3 separate regions of the Homo sapiens genome follow, and regions 1 and 3 are each linked to region 2. A link is a contact called in ENCODE Hi-C data. All regions are on one chromosome and are shown on one strand. The core of a region is the stretch at or near the end of the contact, and the rest is flanking DNA. Distances in the headings are between cores, read along the strand shown. Region 1 holds the start of RAB30-DT (RAB30 divergent transcript). Region 2 overlaps LOC101929174 (a long non-coding RNA gene). Region 3 overlaps RAB30 (RAB30, member RAS oncogene family).

Evidence for each region. Hi-C counts contacts between places; a loop is a spot of excess contacts on that map. Pooled maps may share reads with other maps.
Region 1: a loop to region 2 is called in a map with no recorded cell type, with 8 times the contacts of the local background. The contact joins the promoter of RAB30-DT here to the enhancer-like site in region 2. A Hi-C loop is called at or near these places in 3 of 37 single-sample maps with no recorded cell type and 3 of 50 pooled maps.
Region 3: a map with no recorded cell type shows a loop between it and region 2 (4-fold over the local background). The contact joins two enhancer-like sites. A Hi-C loop is called at or near these places in 3 of 37 single-sample maps with no recorded cell type and 3 of 50 pooled maps.

What each region holds. Positions count from the first base shown.
Region 1 is chr11:83,070,294-83,073,315 of GRCh38, reverse strand. RAB30-DT (RAB30 divergent transcript) reads right to left here and starts at 1,250. Exons shown (of 3, transcript NR_038903.1): 1 at 1,170-1,250; 2 at 512-693; 3 at 1-13. RAB30 (RAB30, member RAS oncogene family) reads left to right here and starts at 1,419. Exons shown (of 5, transcript NM_001286060.2): 1 at 1,419-1,625. LINC02951 (long intergenic non-protein coding RNA 2951) reads left to right here. Exons shown (of 3, transcript NR_186233.1): 3 at 620-914. RefSeq lists an enhancer at 977-1,466.
Region 2 is chr11:88,352,594-88,355,813 of GRCh38, reverse strand. All of the region lies in intron 1 of LOC101929174 (a long non-coding RNA gene), which reads right to left. Among named protein-coding and RNA genes, the nearest start is that of CTSC, 16 kb to the right of the region's middle. Within about 2 kb of position 1,478, at least 4 of the 41 ENCODE cell types and tissues checked have a DNase peak (open chromatin) inside an H3K27ac peak, as active enhancers do.
Region 3 is chr11:83,050,911-83,054,080 of GRCh38, reverse strand. The region is part of intron 1 of RAB30 (RAB30, member RAS oncogene family); the gene reads left to right. Among named protein-coding and RNA genes, the nearest start is that of SNORA70E, 11 kb to the right of the region's middle. Within about 2 kb of position 1,545, at least 23 of the 41 ENCODE cell types and tissues checked have a DNase peak (open chromatin) inside an H3K27ac peak, as active enhancers do.

The sequences.
Region 1 (3,022 bases), core at 1-2,500, 5.3 Mb after region 2:
AGTGTGACAGACTCTGAAAAAGAACACACAGCACTGTTTCAGTGACACAAGAAAAAAAGTACAGTTCATTTTGAGATACTGTGCAAAATCACTCAAAAGACAATTAACTTTGGTTTCAGTCACTTAGTTAAAAAAAAAATTTATCCATGACCGATGTTACTCTGGAATCTATTGCCAGACGTCAGAAGGCCTATCATCAATAATATCCCACCCCTCCCGCCTTTTCTGAGACACGGGCTTGCTGTCGCCCAGGCTGGAGCACAGTGGTAGGATCGAGGCTCACTGCAGCCTCAACATCCCGGGCTCAAGCGATCCTCCCACCTCAGCCTCTAGTGTAGCTGCAACTACAGGGGTACACCACCATGCCCAGCTAATTTTTTTGTTTAATGTTTTTGTAGAGACGGTACGGGGTCTCCGCATGTTGCCCAGGCTGGGGTTGAACTCCTAGAATCACGCTATCTCCCCGCGTCTGCCCCCAAAGTGCTGGGATTAAAGGCGTGAGCGACCGCACCTGGCCAATATCCCCTTTGAACATCTGCTTTCGCTGGTTGGTAAAAAAGTGTCATTTTAAATTTAGTGTTACTCCTTCAGGCTATTCCCTCTCTCTTCTTACTTGCAGGGCCAAAGCAACGTCTCTTTCCACCTTGGTCACCTTCCAACAACGATTTCTTCGGACGCCTTTGTTAATCATTCCTGTATGAAAAATCAGTGAATCTGAAGCTTTGGGGAGAGTGAAAGGGGGTTGGAAAACAAACGGCAAAACAAAAATGCATTTCGGAGGACTACCCCAACTCTGTGGGTGGAAGTGGGCTTCTCCGAATAAAGGCGAGGGTCGCCGCCTCGGGTCCTCGCACCTCAACAAAAGACACCAACTCTCTCAACTGTACTGTTAACAGATCTAAATGATACTCCAAGCCCAAAAGTAAACCGACTCTCTCAATCTCTTAGCTAAAAAATGGAGAAGGAAGCGTAGGGCCCCATGCAACCCCTTCAGGAGCTGAGACCGAGGCTCACTGGGCCTCTGGATGCCGCTTCCAGTCGGTCCCGCCCTACATCAGTCCCCAGCATGGCCTCCACCCTCTGGTTCCCAGGTTCGTGCCCGCGGCTATCCGACCAGATCGTCCTCCACCTCACCGTCCCCACTGAACCACCACTTGACTCCTGCGCACCCCTAAAACCTCTGCCCGGCTCCGCGGAATCGTCCCAGTACTCCTAACATGGCGGCCGAGTCCCCTTTGCTCCTTCACTCTGGGCGCGTCCCACTTGGAGCATTTTGGGCATTGTAGTTTCGGGGATTGCCTGGGTATCCCTTCAGGACGTAAGAAGACTACAGTTCCCAGAAAGCACCGCTCCCGAGCATGGCTATTGGGGACGTTTGGACAGAGGGATGATGTCATTGCAAAAGCCCCACTGCATTCATTGTGCTACGGTCTCTCCACCCCCTGCTGCTGCTGGGCTTGCGATTGCCGCTCGCTCCAGCTGAGCTAAGTGTAGCAGCAGCACCAGGGCAGGGACTGACTCCAGCCCTTGGACTCAGGACATCGCAGACCTTCCCTTGCGTGCGTGACTCATTCGCACATCCATTTCTGTTTATGCCTGGGGTGGGGAGAAAAATCCCAAACCAGGTGAGTTGAAGTGATTTATTCAAATGCTTCTACCAAGTTATTCCTCCCGCTTAGTTCTCAAGGCTTTCTTTTGGGAAGCTGTGAGCGGTGGGGAGGTGGGGGGGATTGGGGAGAGGCTTGCAGGCACAGCTAAGGGGAAAAGCTCTGTGCCATTTGGGTCACTGCAAAGAACAACTCCAGCAACCTTCCCCCGCCAGAGGACGGGTGCCTGCCAATTCCCTAGTCGCAACTCCTCTCAACCTTTTTGAGGCGGAGAGAGGGGGCTGGGCTGGGAAGGATGTTGGGGAGTGCTCTTGGAAAATCTGAGGAAGGCAGAGGTGGGGGACTGCAGTCCTGTCACACACGGCCCGAGAGCTGAGGTTTGAGTGGGAAGGGGTGATGCGTGGGGAGAAATGGAGACAGTGAATTAATGTGGTCGCACTACTTTAGAACATTTGAATGTCGCTTGGACGAGCACTAGTTATTAATTTTTAAGATGAACGTGCTTAAGTTTTGTAGGGCTTTATTTTATGTGTGTATGTCTATGTGGTTTGTCTCGCCTTTTCTGCTGATTTGAGGTGACAGTGTCCTTTAATGGTGCACTCCGTGCCAGTCAGAAACATTTCACGTGTCTGGCGAAGGTTCTTTCAGGCTGCTGGAAGCAGCGTTTTTGTTAAATGTTTTCCGTTCTCCGACTGCTGGATTCAAGATTGTTTGGAAGTGGAGCCGACAGATTTGTGCTTGTGTGTTTTAAATTACATTGCATAGGCTCTTTGCCACTGACAATGGTACCATAATGAGCTGCTGTTTCCTGAGGCATAGTCACTACTCACAAATAACGGTTTGAAGAGATCGATTAGGGAAGAGGGGTTCATTTTAACACATTAGAGAAAGGGAAAGTTAGAAGCGCTGTTAACCTTCATTTGCCATTACTGAAAGGTGCCCATGGAAGAGTGATTTTGGTTGTTTTGTTATTGTTGTTTTTTTAAACGAACTGACATTTAACAGGAGAGAAAGCATTCTGACTTACATGATGCTCTTGTAAGAGTTATAGGGATAATTAGGGCAATAGATATGTTACTTTGAGATAAACAGCTGGCTGGCTCCACAACAGATGGGGCCAGTCTTGGCTGAGAGATCTACACCCTTGGAAATGAATGGGCCTGGGGTCAACCACACCCCCTCTTGGAATGTCAAAAGAAGGAGAAATGCCAGAGTATTTGCTTAACTCTAGAATGCTAAACCTTTTCCTAGCTGAGTCAGACATGGGCGAAATTCTTTACTGGCTGTCTTCTGCTGCTAAGCCAATTTTGTTCATTTTAAATTCAGATCCTTAGGTCTCCAAAGTTGTAGCTGTGTGATATTTCATTAAATGCTGCTTGATGCTGAATGCAAAGGACAGTCCATTGTATGGGCTT
Region 2 (3,220 bases), core at 229-2,728:
GGTCAGAGGACAGATTTATTTGCTGACCAGGATATCAAAGATGAGATGTTTCCATCTCCTTCCTGGAGACAATCCGGCATAATCAAGATATTGTCTTTTCCAGAGGAGAGGTGGAGAGGTTTGCCAGAAATCCCTGTATAAAATTAGGATATCCTCATCTGAGAGTTCCTCAATTGTGACAGAGATTCATGGAGTGATTATTATTTACCTGGGCCCATGTCTGCCTTGTCCTCTCCTTCTTTCTTTTAATATTATTAAATAAATATTTTCTATTATTATGAACTCCATGTACAGATTTTTATTAGCTATAAATATTTCCTCATTTACACAAACTGTAATTTTTTGCCCACACCTATATAATTTTCTGTTTTTCTCTACTACAAATATACATTAATAAACATCATTGTTCTTAATTTTGTCTGTGTATTATATTATTTTTAATAGGATAGCTGTGCAGATGTGAAATTATCTAATAAAATGCTAAAAAGATTATTTGAGATTCTTATTTCATTTTACCAAAATGCTTTCCAAAATGTTCAAACCATGTTGTATTCTCACTAGCCATGTCACAATGTGTTTTCATAACTATAATCTTTCACCTCTTCTCCACCACTCATGGTTTTAGCTATTCTGGATTATTCACACTTCCTCAAATTTCTATAGACCTTTTCAACATGTTCTTTCCTTGACTTTAAATGCTGTTGGCATACACAACGCTTACCCAGCAGAGCTCAGCCTATCACTTTCTCAGAGAGTTCTCTGACTTCGTAAACTACCATACATTATCATTATGATACTGACACTTACCTTTGTGATACTCAACCCACATGTACCTGAAGTTTTATTTCTGGCTTAAATTTAAGCTCCATGACAGCAAGGGTCTCATTTGCCATGTTCATTGCTGACTCCTTGCTGCTAACACAGCTTAGCATGGAGTAAGTAAATATGCACTTGTATGAATGAATGAATCTTTATTGAAAAAGTGAATTTTTTTCAATGTTCATAAAAATCTAGTGAGATAGGCATGGCAATTATCCCTAATTTGACCTGTAATGAATCACAGAAATAGTTTGATCTTCTCAACATCCAAATGAGTTGGTGAGAGAGATATAATTATAAGCCAGGTTTCTTGGCTCCTAGCAGATACTTTTTCCAATATATGTTTCAGATATTTTGAGTATTTCTGTGATTTAAAATGACAGTTTTGTGCAAATTGAGTTCTAGGGAGAATCATAGAGATTCTCTAAATATTTATTGTCTCTATGTCTATAGAGATACCTAATAATACCCCTGAATCAATAGTTTTTCTATTAATGGATTCAATTTAACAAAATCAGAAATTATAATCACAGAGGGAACAGTTTGTTTTTTCAGCCTTCTAGGGAACCATGTTAAACTTAGTTCAGCAAATTAGATGATAGTTTCATTTTGACTTTCAGACATGTCATGTGAATCACACGCAGATGGGTTTTTCTTAATTAACTCTTGCAATTATGCAACAGATTTTTTGCCTACAGCTTTTCAATTTTCTAAAGAAAAACCAAGAAAGACAGTCCAGCACGGGACACTAATCTTTATTTATTCCTCCTCATTCCAGGTTCTAAGCAACTAGAAAGTTCAACTTGTGGTAATGTTTCTGTACCCTTTTATGAGAGAAAAATGATAAGCTGACATTTAAAATGTTTAAAAAGCATCTCAGTATATGACACATTGTGGTATAACGGTATAATGAAAACTATCAGGTTTAACATGCTGCTCAGTCTGTAGCACAGAACCACATGCTCATAGTAATGTGCATCAGGAGTGGCCACACTGCAGTTTCAGGGGGCCCTAAGTTCTCTAGAAAGTTGGGGGCTGTTGACTCTAGATTTCTGATCAGTGTCCCAATAAGCTGGGAATATTTGCCAGGAGCCCAACAAATGGGACACCAATTTGACATATGGTCCTGAAGATAGAAGCCAAAGTTCGCTATGACTTAGGGATGGCTGAAGTAAAAATTCATTCATCAAATATTAGACTCAAAACTTCCTTGCTTTCATCATATCATTCTTTCTTACTTGGTCCTTTTTCTGCATATCTTAATTTCTCTTTTATGAACCCCTTTTCTTAAACATTTTTGTTAAATTTTATTTTAAACTATCTTCAGCCCTTTCTTTCCCCTTTTTCCCCTGCATGACATAGCCTTTCTTTGGGTGATCTCTATGCTTGTAACGTCAGCTCTCCTTTATTTAGTGATGACTAATAAAAACTGTGTTAGCCAGCGCCTGAGGTAACCTGAACACCTTGTAAGTATTCTCATTGTCTGCCTATTCCTTGAAGAGAGTAGATGCTCAATAAATATTTATTGCAAGATTGAATGACCATTCCCGAGTCCTACATCAATATTCCCAGCCTTTTACTAGACAACTCCATTATTATATCCCACAGGTGCTTCAAAGACATATCCCCATTTGAATGAACTTTTTTCCAAAAATATCTACTCTCCTGTCATTTCCTCTTGCTTAGTAGCTGCAACACTTACCAGTAGGTACTCCATGTTGAATAGATATTTATTGAATAAATACAGTTTTTAAGATTTAAAAAGTATTATATTTATTATATTATATATGGATGACCATTTATTCAGTATAACCAGAATATCTTTTTAGTCTGTATACAAGTAAGGCAGTGTGGTACACTGGGAAGAAATAAGTATCTAACTTTTCATAAACTGAAAATCAACCAAGCTTTCTAGTTTAGCTACTTATTAACTGCATGTTTATTGAGATGCTTAATGTCTTTGTTTGTAACACTTTTTCATTTCCAAAATGAAGTAAATAATGCCTGCCTTATAGTGCACCTGTAAGGATTAGACAGTGTGAATATGTACAAATTGTCTATAGATAATAGACACTTAATAAACAGTAACTGTTATTATAAAAATGAGGTTGGGCATGGTGGCTCACACCTGTAATCACAGCACTTTGGGAGGCTGAGGCAGGGGGATCACAAGGTCAGGAGTTCAAGACCAGCCTGACCAACGTGGTGAAACATCTCTACTAAAAATACAAAAATTAGCTGGGCATTGTGGCGTGTGCCTGTAATCCCAGCTACTCAGGAGGCTGAGGCAGAAGAATCACTTGAATCTGGGAGGTGGAAGTTGCAGTGAGCCGAGATCGTGCCACCGCACTCCAGCCTGGGTGATAGAGCGAGACTCCATCTCAAAAAAACAAACAAACAA
Region 3 (3,170 bases), core at 296-2,795, 5.3 Mb after region 2:
CCTCTGTCTGTCACCCAGGCTGGAGTGTAGTGGAATAGTCTCAGCTCACTGCAACCTCTGCCTCCCAGGTTCAAGCGTTTCTCCTGCCTCAGCCTCCTGAGTAGCTGGGATTACAGGCATATGCTATCACTCCTGGTTACTTTTTGTATTTTTAGTAGAGACGGGGTTTCGTCATGTTGGCCATGCTGATCTCAGGCTCCTGACCTCAAGTGATCCACTCACCTTGGCCTCCCAAAGTGCTGGGATTACAGGCATGAACCATAACACTTGGCCACTTATTTATTAAAGTCATTAAAACTTTGGCAAACTTTTTATTTTAAGTCTTATGGAAAATTTAGTCATATATGACAGTTAAGTTCCCAGCAATTTGTCAAATATCTATAAGGTTTAGAATCTCTTCCAGATTAGAGAAAGATTATAAGGTTAAAAAGGGACCTGTGGGTTAGATTTTTTTTTTTTTGAAGGCATTTAGGAAGCATAGAGCAGATTAGTAAGAGACTCAAGGGTCCAGAGTTATTGGAGATGCTCACAACTAAAGTCACAGATGGTTATGCTTCAAAAAAGCAAGTGAAATTGCCAAGACACTGGGTAATATATGTGATTTTCTCAAAATTACTAAGTACCGCTGAGTTACTAAGGATTAGAATTACTAAATATACAATTTCAATACTAAGAAATTGAAGTGGAGGTTGAGGGGCAAAAGTTAGGCACTAACCATTAATTGAGCAGCTGTGCTCTGCCCTTTGCATTTATAATTTTATTTGATCCTCCCCACAATCCTGTAATGTAGGTGTTCTTATCCTGGCTTTATAAGTACAAAAACTGAGGCTCAAAGAGGTTGTGACTTGCTTAAGGTCACAGCTGGAAGGAGACTAAACAGTGGTTTAAGGCTCCTTCCTCTACTTCATGCTCCTTCAAAACACTAGAGTTTCTATTTCTGGAGGAACCACCCAGGGTGCAGGGCATAGACGCCTCCCTTCCATCTATGGAGCCCAGGGGATTCATGATAGTTAGGGGAGGCCAGCTCTTCAACTTTTCTAACACACTGAAGGACAGCTCCAGTTCCCTGTGTCTTCTCTCTGAGGTGGTAGATCACCAAGTCACAGGGAAAGTTTTTTTACTAAAACATTAATATATTAATATTGCCTTGCACCTCACTGTCTCTTTTCCCAGTCAATGTATGAGTGTTTGATCTTGGCAATTTGTCTTTTAGAAGTGGCTCATAAAAATCATCTGAGAGAATGCTGATTGAGGTCAGCTAGGTTTGTAGTGGATCCCTTCTCCCTCCCCAACAAAGGAAAACTTCAGCTCATTTGCTCCAGATTCTATCTTTGCAGTTCTGAGAGACCTTGTCAACTGGTTCTTAGAGGCCTTGAACTATAAGATTAAGACAGGATCACATGGAAGGCTCAGCACTTCTAATCTGCTGCCTCAGGCTCCTTCTTCTCTCGTGTTCCCCTGTGGGCACAGTGTCTTGTCAGGGAATGTTTTCCCAGCTGGCTTTGGAGGCAGGCCAGACATCTCTCTCAGGCCCTTTAGCCCTTGCTGTTAAGTTCCCACACATGGCTGCATGCAACATGGAAAACTAGCTTCCAACATGGGTTGATGAATTATGGCAGTGGGGAAAAGTCTCCTCTAGCCAGGCCATTTCTCTTCCCTGGTATTCCATAGTTTGGGCTATAGCGAAATGGATAGAGGATCCGAGGTCAGGAGATCAGAGCTTAAGTCTTGGCTCAAGTCACAAATCCTGGGGCTGTGAGCACTTGATCTGTTTGAGCCTGTTTTTATTGCTGAAAAGGAAGGACTGATGACAATCCCAGCTTCATGCTGCTGTTCTGAGTCACGTAACTCAATATATAGTATAAATGGGCTTTATAACAAGCCTGTAGCGTGTTTTACAGATGCCAGAGCTTGTTCTTAAAGACCAAATTTGGCTCAAAGAGAAATGTTTCTGGAAATTGAGCAGGAGGCCTGCTCTGTCATCACTGGTCTCCAGTTCCTGGCAAACCTGATTATTGCTCAAGGAGGCATTTGTGGCATCATTCTCCTGTTTATTTTTGTAATCTCATTTATAGTATTGTAAATGCTACCAGAAGCTTTGGTGATTGTTGAATATTTATCTTTGAAAACTCTAGCCAGGGTTGTACACTCATACCCAGAACTATTTACCCCAGAGTAATTATTTGAATTCTTAGAGCTATGTGTGATTCATTTTCCAATAGATTCTGGGACAGCAGAGCTGGCTATGTATGATAAATAAGGTGTATCTCACTTGCTAGATGAGAACTCCTGAGGGTATCTTAGTAGGTAAACCATACGTCAGGGCTATTACAACTTCATACATGCTTCTGAGAATGAAATGAGGGTGGGGAAGAGGGTTTTTGTTTTTTTTTTTTAACTGTAAGTGCTTTATGAGTTTAAAGCTAGAAGCCCTTGGAAAGTGAAAAGGGTCTTTCGTGGACTGTCATCAGTTTGTTGGAATTATTACCCTGTTCTGACAAATTTTCTAGGTGTTCCCAAGACACTTAGGGATCGTTGCTTACTTCCACCTTCTTGCCGCTTCAAATGATAGCTCTTCATTCTTCCTGGCTGTGTTAGAACTCTTTAAGTTATGGACGGAAGCAACCCAACTCTAATTGGGGTAAAGAGAGAATGTGTGGGAAGGATACTGAGGTATTTTATGTAACCATGAAAAGAACAGGTACAGCCGGAACCAGGAGGTTTTAGAGCAGGTAACTTCCCTACCAGCCCCCAAATTTCAGTGGCTCAATAAAAATGAAGTTTATTTCTTGTGTGTACAGCAGTTCAACATGGTTATTCCTGGCTAAGCTGCCTTTAATGTTTCGGGCACCCAGGCTCCTTCCATCTTGTGACTCCTCTGTTCTTAGAGCTTTCTCCTTTTAACCTGCAGATGGAGAAGGAGATGGAAGGATCTCACATGGAAGGATTCCATGGGCCAGGTCTGAAAGTGGCTTATATCACTTCTGTCCTCAATCTATTGATTATAATTTAGTTTGTGACCCCATAATTTAGTTGTGACCCAGTAACAACTGAGAAAGGCCTGTTTGCCCAGGAAGAAAACAAAATAGGTTTGGTGAGCACCTAGCTAGTTTGAACCACACAGGGACTCAAAAGCTGTTAAGAGACAGAGTCTCGCTTTGTTGCCCAGG